Linked DNA regions of Homo sapiens: region 2 is linked to region 1. The links are chromatin loops, found by intact Hi-C in ENCODE. Cell type or tissue: PC-9. All regions are shown on one strand. Each heading gives the region's core, and the rest is flanking DNA. Links, peaks and the distances in the headings are about the cores only. Region 1 holds the start of LOC100505782 (a long non-coding RNA gene). Region 2 has its middle 10 kb from the start of KRT33A.

Region 1 (9,185 bases), core at 3,597-6,096:
AAATGCTGAGCACGGCATGAGCAAGGGGGTTTTGCAAGGCAAGCTGGAGTCATTTGGGGTTGCTTTGGGAGGTGAAGGAAGGCACTAGAAGATCTGAGGAAGAGGTAGCCAAAGTTCTGAATATATAAAAGTTGCAGCACCCCCATCTCCACTGTGGCTTTGGCTGCCAGCCAGAGCTGCCGTTTTATTGACAATTTATTGGAGTGCTTCTCCCATTGAGCTTTCATGATGGTATTCATGTTGCACTCTGCTTGAGTCTCAGATAAAAGGTCCTTCATCTACACTCCCCAAGACCATTATCACTGCTTATTATAATGCCATTCAGATGAAAAGCCCCACAGCACTACAAAGAAGATCTAGACTTATAATAAAATCAATACTTTCGTTTCCTTACAAGACAATTAAAGGGGGAGAAATAGGCGGGTCTACAGACTGTTACTCCTGAGACTCTCCAGAGGAAGGACGCAAGGCTAGGTGGCAGCTGTCTGTGGGGAGCTTCTGTCTCATTTCATCTGGGCTTGGGATGAATGGAAAGGCTCGTGCATCTGATTGATGAGCACTAGCTTGTAGATGACAGCATAGGCCTTCTGCTTCCTAACTCTTGTCAGCCTGCTCCAAGCACTGGCTTTCCAGCAAGCAGCTATTTCCTCAGCCCTTTCTTCTTCCCCAGTCAGGCAGGCTTTAACCTAAGCCCAAACTAAATGCCAGCAGTATTCTCCAAGCTCTTGATTCCTATCTACTGATTGGCTGGCATAGCCTCATGGAGACTGTAGTCAAAGAAGAGTGTTTAGGCTCTAAGTATGAGAAGATTCAAGGATTGTATTGACAAGAGAGCAAACATAGAATTTTTGTACAATGCAGAGAGATCAGAGAAATGGAAAGAGACGGAGACCAGGAGAGACAACAAGAAAAAGAAGAGACAAGGAAAAAAGTTGGGAGGAATCCTCAGCATCATGCAGCAAATCAGACAAAGTTAGCCCAGCTTCCGAGGGGCTAACCTGGAAAATGCAAAGCTGAGAAGAAGCCAAGACAAAATAAGCCAATAGACTGAGGAGTGGCCCACCGTGCTGAGTGTCCTGCAAGGCGTAAATGGAGTTGACTCATAAAAGATCTATGGACACAGGACTACAGCTTCTGAGGCCTCTGAAAGAAGTGACATTGTTCCAAGCTGTCCAGACCGAAGCATCACCTCTGTGATCAAGCTTGAGATTGTTTGTGGCTGAGAAATATACTGCCATCTACACACAGGCAGTGTAAAGTCTAAAAGGAGCGACACTGCCTGTTCCTGAAGGAATAAGAAGTGGGAAGAGAAGAAAGGAGAAATGAAGCAGGGAGAGTCAGTCCTGCACTGGCTGCAGGTCATGGCCAGTCAGCAGCCACACAGAAGATGTAGGAGAGAACAAGAAACCCCTGTTATCTTCTGGTTACTCCTAGATATTCCTTTTTCTACCTGCTGGTTGCCCTGCAGAATGTGAAATGGCACAAGAATTCAAGATGGGGACCACAGACAGACTAGCTGGTGAGTAAACACAATGCTGCCATCTCTTGTGAATCTAGCCTCTTTCTTGCAGTGTTTTCAAGATCTCAATGGGCTTGAGTGAATTTGCTCCTTGAATTAGTGGGGAAAATGGGACCCCAGGGTTGTAAGATCCCCATGACCTCACACAGGCGAGGGGTAGAATTCATGTATTCTCTTGGTTTCCTAGTTGGAATATTTGCAAATTTTTTTCATTCAAGGAGAAATTGAGCAGTCAATGGGCTATCAAACCCACATTCATTATCCAGTTCAATTTAATTCAGAACACATTGATTAGACAGCTTCTCTATGCTGAGCATATGACTAAACAGAAGAATCATAGTTCTGGTGAAAAAAATGTCTTTTTATGAACAATTCCGGCCAAGATGGGTCCTCAATATGTATGAGAAATAGCCAGAAGTTAAGGAAAGGAGATATTTAGAAGGTGTAAGATGGGCATTTAGAAATATGTTTGTATTCAGTGTAAATAGAAAACGGGTACTGGGTGCAGTGGCTTGCATCTGTAATCTCAGCACTTTGGGAGGCTGAGGTGGGAGAATCACTTGAGCCCATGAGTTCAAGACTAGCCTGGGCAATATAGCAAGACCCCATGTCTACAAAAAAAATTAAAAATGAGTTTCAAAATTAGCCGGACGTGGTGGCACATGCCTGTAATCCCAGACACTTGGGAGGCTGAGGCAGGAAAATCTCTTGAACCCGGGAGGCGGAGGTTGCGGTGAGCGGAGATCACGCCATTGCACTCCAGCCTGGGCAACAAAAGCGAAACTCCATCTAAAAAAATAAAAATAAAATAAAATTTAAAAATGAGCCAGGCTTGGTAGAGCACATTTTAGTTCCAGATGCTCTGGAGGCTGAGGCAGGATGATTGCTTGAGCCCAGGAATTTGAGGTTACAGTGAGCCATGATCACACCTCGGCACTCCAGCCTGGGCGACAGCAAGACCCCATCTAAAAATTAAAAATAAATAAAAAGAAAACTGTACATGTGACATTATGGGCATTAGTCACTTGTTGAACATCTACTGTGTGCTTGGCACAGTCCCAGGGGCAGGGGACATGGTGGGGAGTGGGGGTATGTCATGTCCCTGCCCCCAGGAACTCTGAGTCCTGCTGAGCAGACAGGTCCACAGCTAGCATAATGTAATGTGATTGGGCCTTCCCCCAAAAATATCTCCTTCCCCTACCCACTCCATTTCTTCCTACACCCACCCCTGACCCAAACCCCATTCAGGGCATTCCAATCCAGCTCATGATTTTCAGCCACACGGCGAGGGGATGAAGCCATTTCAGGTTATGCACTTGATCCCAAAGAGTTTTTTGTGCTTCGCTCTCTAAGTGACTCATAAGCAGAATTCAGAGAACTGTTCTCATTAGAATCTTGTTCCCTTTAATAATCTAGTCTTCAGCCAGGCAGGGTAATGAATTGTTTTGGCATCTGGTTCTTGTTGCTTTGGAGACCACAGGAGAGGCGGTGGTGATGGCCCATCGCTTCAGCCCTGTGGCATCCCCACAGGATCCATGGGCATCAAGGTAAGTTTCAAAGCAAATGAAAGAGGCTTTTGCCAGGTGCAGCATAGGAAATCATTCCAGGGATGTGGTGTGGGCAGAAAAAGAAAAGCACCTACAGTAAATCAAGCAAATTGACAGAGGAAATAGAAAGGGGAATAAGGCTGGTGGAGGGAAACGGAGGGAGCACGCAGTCCTGCTGGTGAGTGGACACAGTTGTGCCCCCTTGAGACCAGAGAAACCTCCTGAGGGCAGAGGGCCTTGGAGACCAATGTGAATGACTGAGGCAGGTTGTATAGGATATCCAAGAACCAGGGAGGAAGGAAGGGAAAGGGAGGTTTGGATGCAATAACCAGCATCAAACGGGGGAGCCTCCAGGCAATGGCCAAAGGCCAGAAGCTGAGTCTAAAATGCTGATTGGGGACAGCACCGAGAAGGTCACCCCTAGGGAGATCCCAGACCCTAGGATACCTTTCCCGTAAAATCCATCCAGGATTTCAGAGTGGTCTGAACGTGAAGTTTTATCCACATGTACCTCCAGCAAGGCCCTCACAGTTGGGAACAGGGAAAGAGCAGGGAAAAAGAAATGAGAAGACTTGGGGTTGAGTGCGTGGAGCTGCCCCTCACCTGCTGTGAGGTGCAGAGGGGGCATTTCACCTCCCTACACCTGTACTTCTCCCACTGCACGATGGGGATTGTGATGTCTGTTCCCCTCTCTCAAGGTTGTTTGGGGCCTCCATTTGGATACAACACAAAGTACTTTAACAAGTGTTTTGTAAATGGTGAAACAATGAACATCTATAGGGATTCTGTTTCCCTCCTCCTCTTTCTCAATAGACAAGGTGGTTTTAAAATGGCAGGAAGTGAGTTGAGCTTCTTTGTCAACTCCTAGTTTATTAAAATTGCCAGAGTCCTCAAGCTTCAAGATCCTGTGAGATACTAAAGGACTTTTATTCCTTGTACCACCCTTTGTGGCATAAATTCTCAGAAACGTTTCTTCTAACATAAACATACTCATTTCCTTCAAGGAAAGGAATCAAAACAATGGGGTCATTATGATTCTATCATCCTTTTGACAAAATCTGAGACTTGGCCTCTGTAAAGCACAGTAGTTAAGAGCACAGTTGCTGGAGGCAGGCTGCTTGGATCTGAATCCTGGCTTCACCACCTAATAGCTGTGTGACCTTGGGCATGTTACTTAGCCTCTCTGAGTCTTGGCTACTTGTCTGCAAAATGAGAAAACCATAGCATTGGCTTTCTAGGATTGTTGTAATGATTAAATGAGTTTACCCATATGACTGTAGCTATAATTTAGACCAGCGCCTGGCTCATAGTAAGAGCTTGATGGATATATGGTTCTATGACAATGATGATGATGGTGAAGCTATATGATTTGATGATGATGATGATGATGATTCTGGTGATGGTGATGGTAATGATGACCTCTGTGGTTTCCAGGGAAACTCTTCACACACGACAAACACACAGATGTGCGTGCACACACACACATGTACTGTCTCATCAAAGCTAATCTTTTAATTAGAAATGAGAGAGCACTGGATGTGAACTTAAGAAACACAGGTCAATCACCCTGGGGCCCCACTGACTCACTTTATGTCACCAGCAGAATCCCTTAACCACTGAATGACTCACCTTCTCTCTCTCTCCCTTAAATGGGAAGGACAATGCTTGCCTGTGCCGTCATGGTGCAAGAATAAGTGGGTTTATTTTGTTAGACAGCTTTGAACTTGTTGGATGAAAGGAGCTATTTAAGTACAAAGGAGATGAGGGCAGCTGGGTCAGGTACTAAATTAAGACTAATCGAGATGGCTCTTCATTATTGAGAGCTTCTCTTGGGTAGGTGCCCAAGGGGTGTGTCACGTGTGCCAAAACAGTTTTACCACTTGAGAAAAAGAACAGAGGAGGGGAGGGCGTGGCAGCCTCTGACCCTTCTTGGGCTTCCTATGCTGGAAATCCCAGTGTCTCTCAAGCAGATCAGTCCTATGTACATGAGCAGTGACCAACAAGTAGGACGCTGGGCTTGAGAGCAGTTGGAGGCAGAGCAACAAGATTCTCACTTAAGCTCCCTCCAGCCTTGGGGCTCGGGACTGTGGTCACTCCAGCACCACACCGCTGTATCAGGAAGACCTGGATTAAACCAGAACCAGCTGTACTTGTAAATTTTTCAGCAAACTACAGTGATTCAGAGAATTCACAGAGGGAAAGGGAAGACCAAAACCAGCTCCTAAAGTAGATTTGGTGGTTCCACTTCAATGCCTGTGGTTTCACTGATCAATAAGACATAGAAAGCAGGGACGCACAGAGTTAGGGGGGCTACAGCCATCTCAACCAGCCCCATCAGTTCCCTAAGTGTTCCCCTCAACATCCCCATCAGTGATTCTGAAGCCTCTGCTTGTCTCCAAGGATAGGGAACTCACTGCTTCTCTTCTCTGGCCAGCTGTGATGCTGAATTCTGGAGATGTGCTGATTCTCAGCCACGGCTATCAAAATATGGAGCTTTTGATTCATGTTCTACCATCTGCAAATTCCAAGACAGACAGTTGCCATAAGGACTCACCAATGGGGGTTACTGGGGAGGTTGGATGGGTCAGCTTGTTTGGGCCTTTCTAGACTGATAGAAATAACTATCATGTAACATTTTCAGAGTTTTGCAATGTAAAAGAGAAAGGCTCTATCCTGATCTGATGGTATGAGGGATTCCTCACTGGAGGACATATCAGGACGGCAAGGCCAGCCCTTTCTGTAGAGGGTCTAGCTAGTCAAGGGCTCATTCCTCAAATAAACTTCCTAACCCAGTGTTTCTCAAACTTGAACCAACATCAGAATCACCTGCAAGTCATGCTAAAGCAGAATGCTGGTTCAGTAAGTCAGGGGTGGTGCTCAAGAATGTGCATGTCTAGCAAGTTCTCAGGTAATGCCAGTGCTACCTGCTGGCGGACCACGCTTTAAGAACCACTGTCCTAAACCTTCTCATGTTTAATTTGTTTCCCCCTCAAAGCTTCCAAAGAACGGGCTTTGGATCTGGTTCAAAGAGACTAGGTTTCAAGTCTTGACTCAGTAACCAACTGAGAATAATAACAGCTGCTTCTTCTTTGCAGGGCTGATGTGGTGCCCTGTGACACAATGTCGGCGAAGCCCCAGCCAGTGCCTTGTTCATAATGGGCATGTCATCCTAAAAGCTCAATTTAAGTTACCTGTTCTGGGGCTTCTGATTCATGTTCTACTGTCTACAAATTCCAAGCCAGACAGCTGCCAGGACTTACCAGTGGAGCTTACTGGGGAGCTTGGACGGGTCAGGTTGTTTGGGCCTTTCTAGACTGATGGCGATTACCATCAGTTAATATTTTCAGAGTTTTGCAACGGTCTGTGGTGCCGCAGATTTGAGCTCTTCCTTTACACAAGGACCAGGTGGCTTATCCAGATAAAAGGGAAATTTTACTTAGCGTCTATATTTTAAAAGCTCTATCTGTAAATCTGTCTCCAAATACACTTGGTGAGGTCCAAGGTTGGGTATCTCTCCTCTGTGCCACTTTGCCGCAGTCCCATTTTTAACTCTAGCCTTCACTGGCTTTGCCATCTCCCAGAACCACTCTGGCGAGCCAGCCACAACCCCCGTCTACAGAAGCATGTGGCTCAAGGAGTTCCCAGCAAGGCTCTCAGCATGGGACGGAGATGCTGAGGCTGGACTGCACTGGGCTCATTCTGCTGCAGAAGCGAAGTTTAATAGCAAAATAAAAACAAAAGTGCCTGCCCCATCTCAGAGAGATCAGGAGGCAACAGAAGAGAGAAAATGGAGCACTTGGGACACCTTGAGGGGAAGAAACAAATCCAGCCATAGGGGCTGAGCTGCTGGATTCAAACACCTATCCACAGAGTGGCACTGTCTCTCTTCAGTCTCCTGCCTGGCTGGCCAGGGAGGCAAGGCCCAGGTTAGCAGGCCTGCAGAGCAAAGCCTAACGAGCTGAAGACACCTCCCCTTTCCCAGCACCTCGGGCTGAGGAGTGTGTCAGTATCCAGTTGATGAGCAGGGCCCATGGGTGGCCCGGGAGCAGGGGGCGCAGGCTGCAGGGGCTGGACTAGGAGTGCTGAAGGCTGGGGTTGCACACGGGTTGCAGGGAAATCTGCATAGAGAAAAAAGGTGTTTGAAACATTGGCATGAGAAGTATGTGAAAGACAAAAGTATATTATAGACACTTTAGAATTAAAGTGCAAAAGAGGACCTTAGACCTTAGAGGTCCCTCTAAGCCTGAAAGGGGCAATGACGTGCCCACAGTCCACAGTGGAGCTGGGGCCAGAACTCAGTGTACCTGTGTGCCAGGCCAGGGTCACGTCCCATATGGAAGGAACACAGCAGAGAGAAAGGCAGAAAGGCCAGAGGAACAAGAATGGTCCAGATGTCAGCCACTGATTCCATTTAAACACAGCCCCTCATAGTGTTCCTTAGTGCTTAAAGGGGTATATCAGCCCTCTGATGCTTTTCACAGGGCTATTGTGGAACTAAAATGAAAGAGTCAGTGCACATGCCCTTAGCAATACTTTAAATGCTATGAGCACAAAGAATACTCGTTATTGGAATACTTCTCCTGGAGAGAATTTAGCAAAACCTGAATGTGCTGGGCATTCAGTATTTTAGCCCTCTATGGGAGTAGCCAGCAACTGGGAGCACAACGTGGTCAGCAAAACAAATGCCATGACCTGAAAACTCCTGTACACCCTCACCTACGCCTAGGCAGGCATTAGCTCACCAGGCCTAGTGGTAGCAAGTTTGTCTCCAAAGATGGGATCTGCAATGCCACCCCCACCTGGCCTCCAGAGCTCCTTTTAGGTCATTCCCAAGAGAAGTTATCTGTTTTTGCACACGGTGTTGACATAGACAACAGGGTACGTACTTGCAGTCCTCACTCTCCAGAAGGTTCCGGTATGTGGCAATCTCATTCTGCAGCCGGGCCTTCACATCCAGCAGCACCTGGTACTCCTGGTTCTGCCGCTCCAGGTCAGCCCGGATCTCAGACAGCTGTTCCTCCACATTGTTGATGAGGCTCTGCATCTGGGCCAGCTCTGTGCGGTAGCGGTCCTCGGCTTCACACAGGGAGTTCTGTAGACAGTCCTTCTATAATATCAAAGAAAGGAGGAAGCAAGTTAAAAATCATGGATCTCCAACCTCTTAAGATTGTGACACCCCAAGACATTGCCAGGTCCAGAGAGCAATCTAACTCCCTTTAGCTGTCTTCAGCCAGAATAACTAACACACTTCATGGTAGACCTTTAAGATCAGAGCCCTCTGACCTAAGTTAATGTTGATTCACTCAGCATCCACATCTACAGGGAAGTGCTTCCAAAAGAGTTGAAACCAAGGTTTAAGCTGAGTCCGTGGTTGGTATTCGAGGCCTGTACTGACCCCAGAGAGCTACTCATGGGTAGTGGGAGCCAAGCTGGGTCTCCCATGCGTGCAGAGGGACTCACCAGTGTGTGCTGAGCCTGAAGCTCCACCTCCAGGGCGTTCACCGAGCGTCTCAACTCCAGGATCTCTGACTGGCAGCACTGCAGCTCCTCAGAGCAGGACATGGCCTGCAGGCTGATGCCTTCAGACTGGAGCATAGAGAAACATGGTCACCTACCTGCCCAGATGGAGGCCAATCCCCACTGCTTAGCAGTCCCCCTCACCTGGGCTTGGAACCACTGCTCCACATCCTGGCGATTGGTCTCCACCATGGCCTCGTACTGGCCTCACGTCTCCCCCAGAACTCTACTCAGGTCAATGGTGGGCTCAATGTCCAGCTCTATCCGGAGCTTGTCTCCCAGCTGACCCCTTAGAGTGTGGGCTTCCTGTAGGCATCAGAGGAGTATGACCCGCCTGCAGGGCCCCCAACTGCCCTTCACCCAAACTCTCAACTCCCACTTTCCATCCTCCCCAGTAATTTCCCTGTGCTCCTCTGAAGATAAACCGCTGCCTGCACCAGCCTAGCAGCTTCCAGAAGCTGTGGATGAGAAGCAATCTCCCACCAAAAGCCAGAGCTCACCTGCAAAGCTTCAATCCCAAGCAGAAGGAAGCCTCCGTTTTTTCCCCCCAGATGAGCCTGAATTCACCTCCAGAAAGTCTCAATGCATCACACCAAGGGTCA
Region 2 (9,185 bases), core at 2,973-5,472, 64 kb before region 1:
AGGAGGAGGGAGAGAGAAGTGGAGAAGGAGAGAGAAAGAGACATGGGAAGAAAGGAGTGAGAGAGAGAAAGAGAGATGGGGAGAGAGACAGAGACAGAGGAGGCTGAGAGGGAGTGTGGGGAGAGAGATAAGGAGAGAGACATAAAAGGTAGAGAGAGAGACAGGGAGAGATGCGCATGAGCAGAGGTCAGGTCACTCTTGATCTTAGTTCCCAGTGCAAACTGTAGGTCACCATCACCTGCCCACACATGCACTAAAGAGCTCTGTGCCTGCTGCCCACAGCCCCTGAGAACTCCTTCTCTTGAAGAATAAAACTTTTGATGGCTGCCATTCCTCACTGGATTTTGGTTGTGTCTTTGATGAACCATGATGTCCCACCTTCCCGGGCTCAAGTCTCCACCAAAAGCTGATGCCTCTTTTTGGGAGGCTCTGCAGTGCCTTCATCTCACTAGGCTCCCCAGGAAGCTTGTGAGCTTGGGTTGGACCCTAAGCAGTCAGATACATGCTGGGGCTCTGCTTGTCTCTTTCACTAACAGGGAAAGCCAAGAAAGAGATTGAAGCATGGTCTGCAGAGAAGGCACTTGTGCAAACACCAGGAGAACAAGAAGCCTGAGTTGTCTTCATTTCTCTTAAAAACACTCATTCCCTCCCATGCCACCTTAGTGAGGGCATGAAGCACAGCATGTGTGTGTATGTGTGCAGGTATGTGCACATGTATGTATGTGCATGTGTGTGTGTGTTGCAGGGGTGTGCTGTGGACAGGAGGTCCAGGGGGCAGCTCCAACTCAAAGCTGCAAGTCTCTGTGATAGAATGGTCAAGATTCACTGGACCACAGCAAGAGAGTGTTTTCATGTGCATCCAGTTTTATTAGCATTTAAACCCATATTTTTAGTACCCTGTAAACCTTAAGTTGCTTATCTATTCTTAGAAGCATTTACACCAGTGGTCCCCAGCCTTTTTGGTACCAGAGACCAGTTTCATGGAAAACAACTTTCCCATGGGCCGAGGAGAGGGAAAGTTATGATTTGGGGCTGATTCAAGCCCATTACATTTATTGTGCACTTTATTTCTACTATTAATATATTGTAATATACAATGAAAAAATTACACAACTAACCATAATGTAGGATCAGTGGGAGCCTTGAGTTTGTTTTCCTGCAACTACATGATCCCATCTGGGGGTGATGGGAGACAGTGACAGATCATAAGGCATTAGATTCTCATGGGAAACTCTGAAGTTTCCCATCAGCAAGAAGCTAGGAGTAGAGAAGCAAGAGACCCTCTTCCCTCTCTCCTTTCTTGAAGGAGAGAGGAAAGAAGCCCCCTCAGCTAGCCCTGAAGGCAAACGTATGCAATGCTTTAGAGTTACTAACGTCAGAGTGGTGTAAGGACTGGAAAAGATGGTCCATGTTGAATCCACACTCCCTCCCATTCCCAGTCTCCTATTTCCAGGAAAAGCTGTCCAGGCCCTTCCCAGGCCTGCGTTTTGTTTGGGGCACATATGCCACCATAAACTCCATCACCTGCCATCTTGGAACTCTCTCTCCACAAATCCCTTTTTTCTTTCTACTTTTATTTGCAAAATTTCTGACAAAGAAAATATCATTGGAAGATATTCTCAGTAAAAATCAGGGATGTGTATTTGAAAGAGAAAACTGCATCCTGGGCAACAAAATGTCCTGAGACAATGAATCGGCTAGACAGATATCTTAGAGAAACGAACCAACCCAAATGTGGTCCTCATTGGCAACATACACATATTTTATTGATGCTTCTATGGTTAATAGCATTGCCATGCTCCTCTTGACACATGGTGCTTCCCAGTCCATCATAGAGGGGCTCATTGTTTAAATACTCATTGTTTAAACCTTGTATAGTGTTTCCAGGAGAGCTTTAAATTATTGTAAAAAAGCAGCTAGATTTTTTATAAAGTGACCTTTGACTCGCTTAACCTTATCCTTATCATAGTAAGTATGAAAATTACAGTACCTTTATACAAATACCTTATTGGAGGGGTCTGAACAAATGTCATTGCCATCACTTAGATTTGTGTATACATTTACAAAACCATAAAATGCCAGAAGGACATACATTTAATATACATTAATGCATACATTTCATATGTATGTCCTTCTAGCATTTTATGGTTTTTTAAATGTATATACAAGTCTAAGATTTTTTTAAATACAAACATAAACATGAACTGGCATTTTTCAATCAACTTCTTTAATTGGATATACAATTTGTGTGAGTTTGATAGAACTCGTTGGTCCAACCAAAGAAGTTCACTATTTTACTAGGTCTTCACTTGTTATCAGTCACAGCTTAACCTAATGATCATTAATGGGAAAAAAGAAAAAAATTAACCACTTTGTGCCTGGGACTGTGGTGTCCTGGGTCAAACACAAGATATTACAGGTTACTCAGCCTATTCTAAGCGTCATAAGTTTCCACCAGATAAACAGCAATGCCATGAAGACTTCAAGGATTAACACCCAGGATTACCACAATTATTAGTGGCTGAAATAAAGAGATTAGCCTTTGCTTTTCCATCCAATTCTTTTGTATTTTGTTTTCTTTTAATAGCAATAAAATACTTTAAAACAAACATCTAGTCAAAAAAAAAAAAGAACAGAGAAAATATATTTTACAACTTGTGCTTTCCTACCCAGAATCTGTGGCTGTTAATATTTTTTCATATTTGCTCTAAGTGGGTTTAAAATTAAGAAATACAGCATTGAGAACTTCTTTGACTTCCATATCCATTCTTATTCCAATCTCTTCTTCTCAGAGACAAACACAATTATACATTTGATATGTATGTCCTTCTAGCATTTTATGGTTTTATAAATGTATTACAAGTCTAAGTTCTTTAAAAATATAAACATAAACATGAACTGGTATTTTTCAATCAACTCCTCTAATTGGATGTACAATTAGTGTGAATTTGAGAGAACTTGTTAGTCCAAACAAGAAGTTCACTTTTTCACCAGGTCTTTACTTGTGATCAGTCACAGCTTAACCTAATGATCACTAAAGGGAAAAGAAAAAGAAAAAGTTTAGAAACATCCTGACTCTCTCAATTAGAATTCAAAACTTTCTAGAATGGATGCCTCACATTGTTACATTTGACCACCTTTGATTCAACAGCCCCTGAGCTTTATGTCTAGCAAGAGATGCCTAGAGCTCTATGGAAAAAAGGGGCAGCAGACCAGACCAAAACTTTGCAGTCTCAGCATATCACGGAGACACAGGGACGTGAGCATGTCAGGTAACTTTCTGGGTTTACACTTAAGCACCTCTGAGAACTGGAAAAACCCTTGGCACAAATTCAATCTTTGTGTGGGCAAACCACTTTAGTTCTTAGTTTCTGTTTACTGTTGGGCTTGGTTCAAATGTTGCATTCTGTACCCCTGTTCTTGCCACCAAAGTTCTTTCACCATGAAGTTGCACGTCTAATCCTATGAGTGTCATGGTTGTTAATCTAAGAATAACATACTGCCTTCAAAGAACAGCGTCAAGTTTGAGAAAAGGAAGAATTACTCCCTTCTCATTAGAAAAAAGACAATCATGTACCCACATGTTTCCTGCTCTTCTCAGTTGCCTAAGTGCGTCTTCTGTTGATAAACAAAAACATTTTTTGCTGCATAGTATTGCTCAAGCAACCCCTCTATGCCTCATTTCCTCATCTGCCCTAAATAGGTTATGCATTTCAGGCAGGCAGATTATTAATTATTTGTTGAGCACTTATTGTGTGCCTACTTTACGTCTGCCATAAAAGTACCACAAGGATCAGTTTAAAAAATGAGAGAATTCCTCAAAATTATTTAAACTGTCTGACTCAAGCTCTAATCTAGCAGGGACAATGGCCAGATGGAGTCCAGGGATGAAGTTTTGAGCTGGCTGCATGGGTTGTTCCAAGGCAGCAATATGCAGGTATGAGCTGTGCCAGGCACAAGAGCACCCAGCTGCAGGGTGGGATGGAGACGAGCTTATGTGCTGCTTGCCAAATCAGGCACCTACAGGCTGCATCCACCCAGAGAGAGAGCCTTTCTCTAAACCATTAATGGTGCACAGGGGTTATTGCAGACCTGGCTGAGAGGCCAAGAGCAGAAAAAGCTAGAGAGAATGGGGGCATATATCAGGAGGCATCAAAGGCCAGAATTAGGAAAAGCTAGAGAGAATAGGGGCAAATAATGCCCTGGAGGCACCCAAGGCCAGAACCAGAAAAGCTGGATCTACCATTAAATCCAAGGGGTGAACATGGGGTTAGAAATGGAGACAAAGGCAAGGTAGTGACAGAAACAGGGCCACAAAAAACGACCAAGCAAAAAAACTGACAATTCACTAAATGCCTAAGACAACTGCAATAGACATTTTGTTTTTTTCTTCTTCTCCTCCTTTCTTCCTCCCTGCCTTTCTTCCTTCCTTCCTCACTCATTCTCTCTCCTTCCCCCTCGTCCTCCTCTTCTTCTCCTTCCTCTTTCTGTTTTAGTAACAATCTCAGAGCACAAGTGTAAACCTTCAGTTAAACAGACAGCAGTGAGGCAGACATCTGCTTTTCTAAAATCCTTGACATCCAAATGTGAAACAGAGCTCACTAAAGCTCAGTTGCAAAATTCTAGATGCTCCTCTCTCCATCTCTAACCCATGGAATATTTTCCCTCTTATAGCCCCTTGAAGTGTCTATGCACTTCAGTTCATAAAATGCTGCCGTGGGGAACCAATCTAATTAAGCACTTACCAAGAAAGCATTCAAACTCTCTCATCTATGTCCTTTCCCTGCCCCCAGAGTGCACCCTTCTTAGAGGCATGTCCCTCTGTGCTGGTCATACCTGTGCATTACCATGCATGGCCTGCAGTCACTTCCCGCAGTGACCCTCCCACGTGTCCCCCTGGCTCTTTGACAATGGACCACACACCCTCTGCTCTCAGGGTCTTGGTAACCCTCATGTTTCACAGCAGCCAGCAGTCAGTCAGCCTCCACAACCAACCAAGATGAAGTCAGCATGTGCAGGTCTGAAATAATTATTAACAGGAAATACAAACACGTTAAATTTTACCCAGGCCTTTAATGATACACTTAATTGTTGGTTTCCTGTGTAGAAAATAGGCATAAGTGGAAACCAGTTCCCATAAAGTGACTAAAATTCCTATGACTTTGACACCACCAGCTCTGTGCTTTACTTTTATCTTTCCATTTGAAAATTCTGATTGTTATAATCAGCAAAAATACCACCAGTTTCATAATCATAATTAGCCATCTTCCTCCTAACACAGCACGCACACACACCTGCACTCACACACACAAGCATAGGTGCACAGACCCACACAGATGCATGCAGGCACATCTGAATTCATTTCTCTCTGATTCTCAGCCCTCGAGCTCAGATTCTTCAGTTTCTTGTCCCATCTGGCCTGTCTTCTACAACCCTCAATTTGAGAGAACCTGAAACTAGATTCTCACCTGGTTACTGAAGGACTCAAATGAGCAAAACCTTTTATTCTCAAGGCTGTGGAGACCCTGTGATGAGCAATAGGAAAGGGGTCAGAATGCAGGGCTGCTAAGGAAGTGAATAGGAACTCCATTTACTGGACACTTATGATGTATCTGGTTGGGTTGAGCATCTTTGCAACATAATCTGATTCTACCTTTATTTAAAAAAAAGTGAGGTGGTTATTAGTCTCCCATTTTCAGTTTAAGAAACCGTGGCTTAAAAAGCATAGTAACACAATGCAGGCTGAGATACAGATAGAGGTTACAAGACTGAAACCAGATTGAAAACTAAAGCAGTCACTTTCAAATGCATGATTTTTCTGAGGTTTGGTTTCTAGCCTTTCTTTTTTCACCTTTTAACCACTTTTAAAACTTTAAACACATTCACTCCCATGTGCCACACCCAAGCTTTAGCTCGTCGGGATCCCCCACAGCTTCATTTGTGCCGCTGCAGGAAGTCATCTTGTGTAGATGCCATCACATCCAGGCCGCAGCTGAGCAAGTGTTTGAATTTTTTGTAAATACATCTTTGACTGGGGAGGCTGTAAATCCTCCCTAGGCTTTACTATTGCAGGATCTGGCCAGCAATCTGCAATGCAATGGGGCTCTTTGTTCCCAGGAGGATTGGCAGGTTGAGAAAGAATAGACACACACAAGATAGTGAAAGCTGGGTCCGGGGGGTCACCGCCTTCTGGTCCTGCGATGCCACCAATGCACTGGATATAAATATAGCATTTGTTATTAAGTTTAGTGAGGGTGGGGGTAGGTTAGTGAGGGATTTCGGGTCATTTGATTATGAGGTGAGATGGTCACATGGGGATGAAGCAATTCTTTAACATAACATCTGTATGCAGAAGTACAATATACAGAGATAAGAATTTACAATATAGTATGTGCATCAGTAATTTCTAACAGAGCCTTAAAACAGAAACACAGTGTTTCCATAACCTGTGATTAGCAAGATATTAATCAGCAGTAACAGTTGCAGCAAAAGCTGGTTACAAACAATCCATAGAAACAGGACGTGAAGCTAGACAACAGGTTAGACCAGAAATTCTCAGAAGGGAGAATGCCTTAACCCTAAAGAGGCCTAGAAGAGCTGTGGCAAGATGAGGGCATTTATAGCCCTATCTTATCCATATGAACATGCACCCCTCATGCGTCCGTTTATAGGCTCTCCTCAAGGGTCGCATTCCGTTCTCAGAGCTATGAACATCTGCTTTTCTGGGATAGGAATCTTGGTGATGTGAAACATCCCTGCCTGCCCTTCCGTTCATAGACTCTGCAGGGGGAAGCACATCACACGCTGTTGGCTTATTCTGGTAGTCCAGCCTGGCATTGTCTTTACACAATCCTGCATGCAACTTTGTATTTACAATAATCAGGAGCATTTCATCTTTTATTCCATAGCAATAGTTTCAAGGGCTCCCCCTACACTTTACATTTCAGTCCTGTGCTTGTCCCTACAAGTTTAAAAAAAAAAAGTGAGAGTGAGGGAAAGCTACCTCTGCACACCTGCAGCAGGCTCAGCGAGGAGCCTGGTGGGGCCGGGGCCCACCTGCCTGGCACATAACTTCATCAAGTTGTCAGTGTGCATTTTGCAATAACAAGGGACAGATCATGTCATCCTCATATCCTTTTATAGTTGGAGCCATTCTTGGGACTTTTGGTGCCTGCTGCCAGACTCTCCTGTTTTTGATGAGAAATGTGAGCAGTTGTTGTTAGATGTCAGTGATTCTTCTTTGAAACATAAAAGAAGACATACCTGACTTGTAATTGTCATCCACTACCCTGAAACTTTAAATGTTAGTGTTCAGTAAACCTATTTTCCATTCAGCTGCCAATGCACTCCTTTTAATAAAAGTGTCAATCAAATTCATCCTTTTAACTCTCCCAAGGCTTTCCTCTTCCCTTGAAATGAAATCGGATCCTCCACAGAACTGGCGAGCCCCCATGTACCCTGGCCACTGCCCACACATACAGGCTGATTGTTCCTCCCCTACTCATCACTCCCGATGCCCTGGCCTTGCTCCCTTCTTCAAAGGCAACTGCCTTACTCCCTCCCTTCCTTGACTTTCTGTCCCTCTCTCTGGAAAGCTCTTTCCCTCTGCTCTGTTTCTTCTCTGTTTTCAGGTCTCAATGCAAATGTCACCTCTCAGGCAAGCTCTCCAAACTGAGACAATAGGAGCTCGGTTCACATCTGTCAAAAATAGGAGCAAACAGGCTGTTAGGAGGCTGAGTAGAATGTTTTACTGGGACTAGACAATATCAAACTTAGATCCCAAGAGCCCAGGAATTCGTATTCAAGGTCAAAGTGTCAACAACAAGAATACTGAGTCTTACATAGGTACCATGCTGCACCATTTATAAAGCACTTCCATACACAGGGGATCTTCACAACCCCACAATGCTGCCAGGCCAGGTCTCTCAAAAGGAGGACTCTGATGGTCAGGGGAGTCAACAATATATCCAAAACCAGGACCAAAAAATGTTGCCTCCAAAACAAGCCATAATTCTTCTTCTCATCACAGCATCCCACACCATCTCCTAGTGGGTAAGACTCATAGCCCAGCGCCATCATGGTTTATTTCACAGGGAAGGGTGGGGCAGGGATTAGGAGACATTTCCCAGGGTCTTGTTTCCTTGCTTCCTTGCTATGGGCCTCTCCCCTCAGAGCACTGTTTTCTGAGAAGGCCTGGCTCGAGGAGCTGATGACCTCAGCGACTGCAGACCTGGGAACCTGCAGAAAGGAGAAATTAAGTTTGCACCTGGGAAAGCCCAGGGTTGAATAACAGAACCTCGCCTTTAAGAATTCTTGCTTTTTTTTTCCTGCCTCTGCATTGTTGCTGAAATATACAAGAGAGAAAGAAAGGATTCTGAACCCATTATTTATCTCCTCCTTCCAAGCAAGCAGCAGACATTCATGATTAATGATGAGGTGACTTTCTACATTGATTTAATTGAAATCTGTATCCTATCCAGGTTATTTTTAAAGTTTATAAAGACCTTTTCTACTGATTCTTCTCTTCCAAACTCAAATAAAGAAATGTTTTATATACATGATCTTCCACTAAAAAGGAGCCCAGACTCTCAGATCCTCAGGAACATCTGTTCTCCATTCTATAGGACTGTGCTGCTGAAGACAAATGGAGTAGCGAGTGACCAATCTTTGAGACTCAGCATTCTCTCTATGTTAGCCCTAACGCAAAAGAGAGGACTGGTCCGCACCTAAGGGAAGAAGGTGGCCACGAGCAACTGTTGAGGGCTGGTCTCCTTAGCTGTCCTCTGGTATCCACAGCCCTGAATGGAAGGTTTTGGGTATTTTTCCCTGGACATCTCTACCACACCTAAATATATGGTCTGCAAGTTTTGGAGAGAATTTCCAACCCCCACTCTACCTCCTGCCCCTCCCTACCTGTTCTCATAGGTTGATGATATTCTAATCTCTATTAAGAGTTCCCATTCTCAATATCTCTTCATTTCAATCATTGATTTAGAAAAGTAGGAGTAGAGAAGTGAAAAATGAGACTCAATCTCATTTGTGGGCTGGGCCTTGGGTTTCCTTACTTGATTGCTGTTTTTGTTTTTTTAAACATTGCCAAATCTGGATGCCACTGAAGGCAGTAATGTGACATAATGATGGTCCCAACTGCATATAAATAAAAACAGGTGGGGCCAAAGCTCAAG

The links. Hi-C counts contacts between places; a loop is a spot of excess contacts. Peaks named below come from ENCODE experiments on the same cell type or tissue, not always from the same donor. Only the 100,000 strongest peaks of a DNase experiment are listed, where the experiment ranks them.
Region 2: it touches region 1 in a loop (4-fold over the local background); 4 of 110 quality-filtered maps call a loop at or near these places.

What each region holds. Positions count from the first base shown.
Region 1 is chr17:41,399,443-41,408,627 of GRCh38, forward strand. LOC100505782 (a long non-coding RNA gene) reads left to right here and starts at 2,974. Exons shown (of 3, transcript NR_040111.1): 1 at 2,974-3,066; 2 at 8,979-9,185. It also overlaps the pseudogene KRT41P. RefSeq lists an enhancer at 4,248-5,447. In PC-9, for the core only: no CTCF peak of the experiment used is centred there; a DNase peak (open chromatin) is centred at 4,729; H3K27ac peaks cover 2,413 bases.
Region 2 is chr17:41,335,767-41,344,951 of GRCh38, forward strand. No RefSeq gene overlaps it. Among named protein-coding and RNA genes, the nearest start is that of KRT33A, 10 kb to the right of the region's middle. In PC-9, for the core only: no CTCF peak of the experiment used is centred there; a DNase peak (open chromatin) is centred at 4,205; H3K27ac peaks cover 2,205 bases.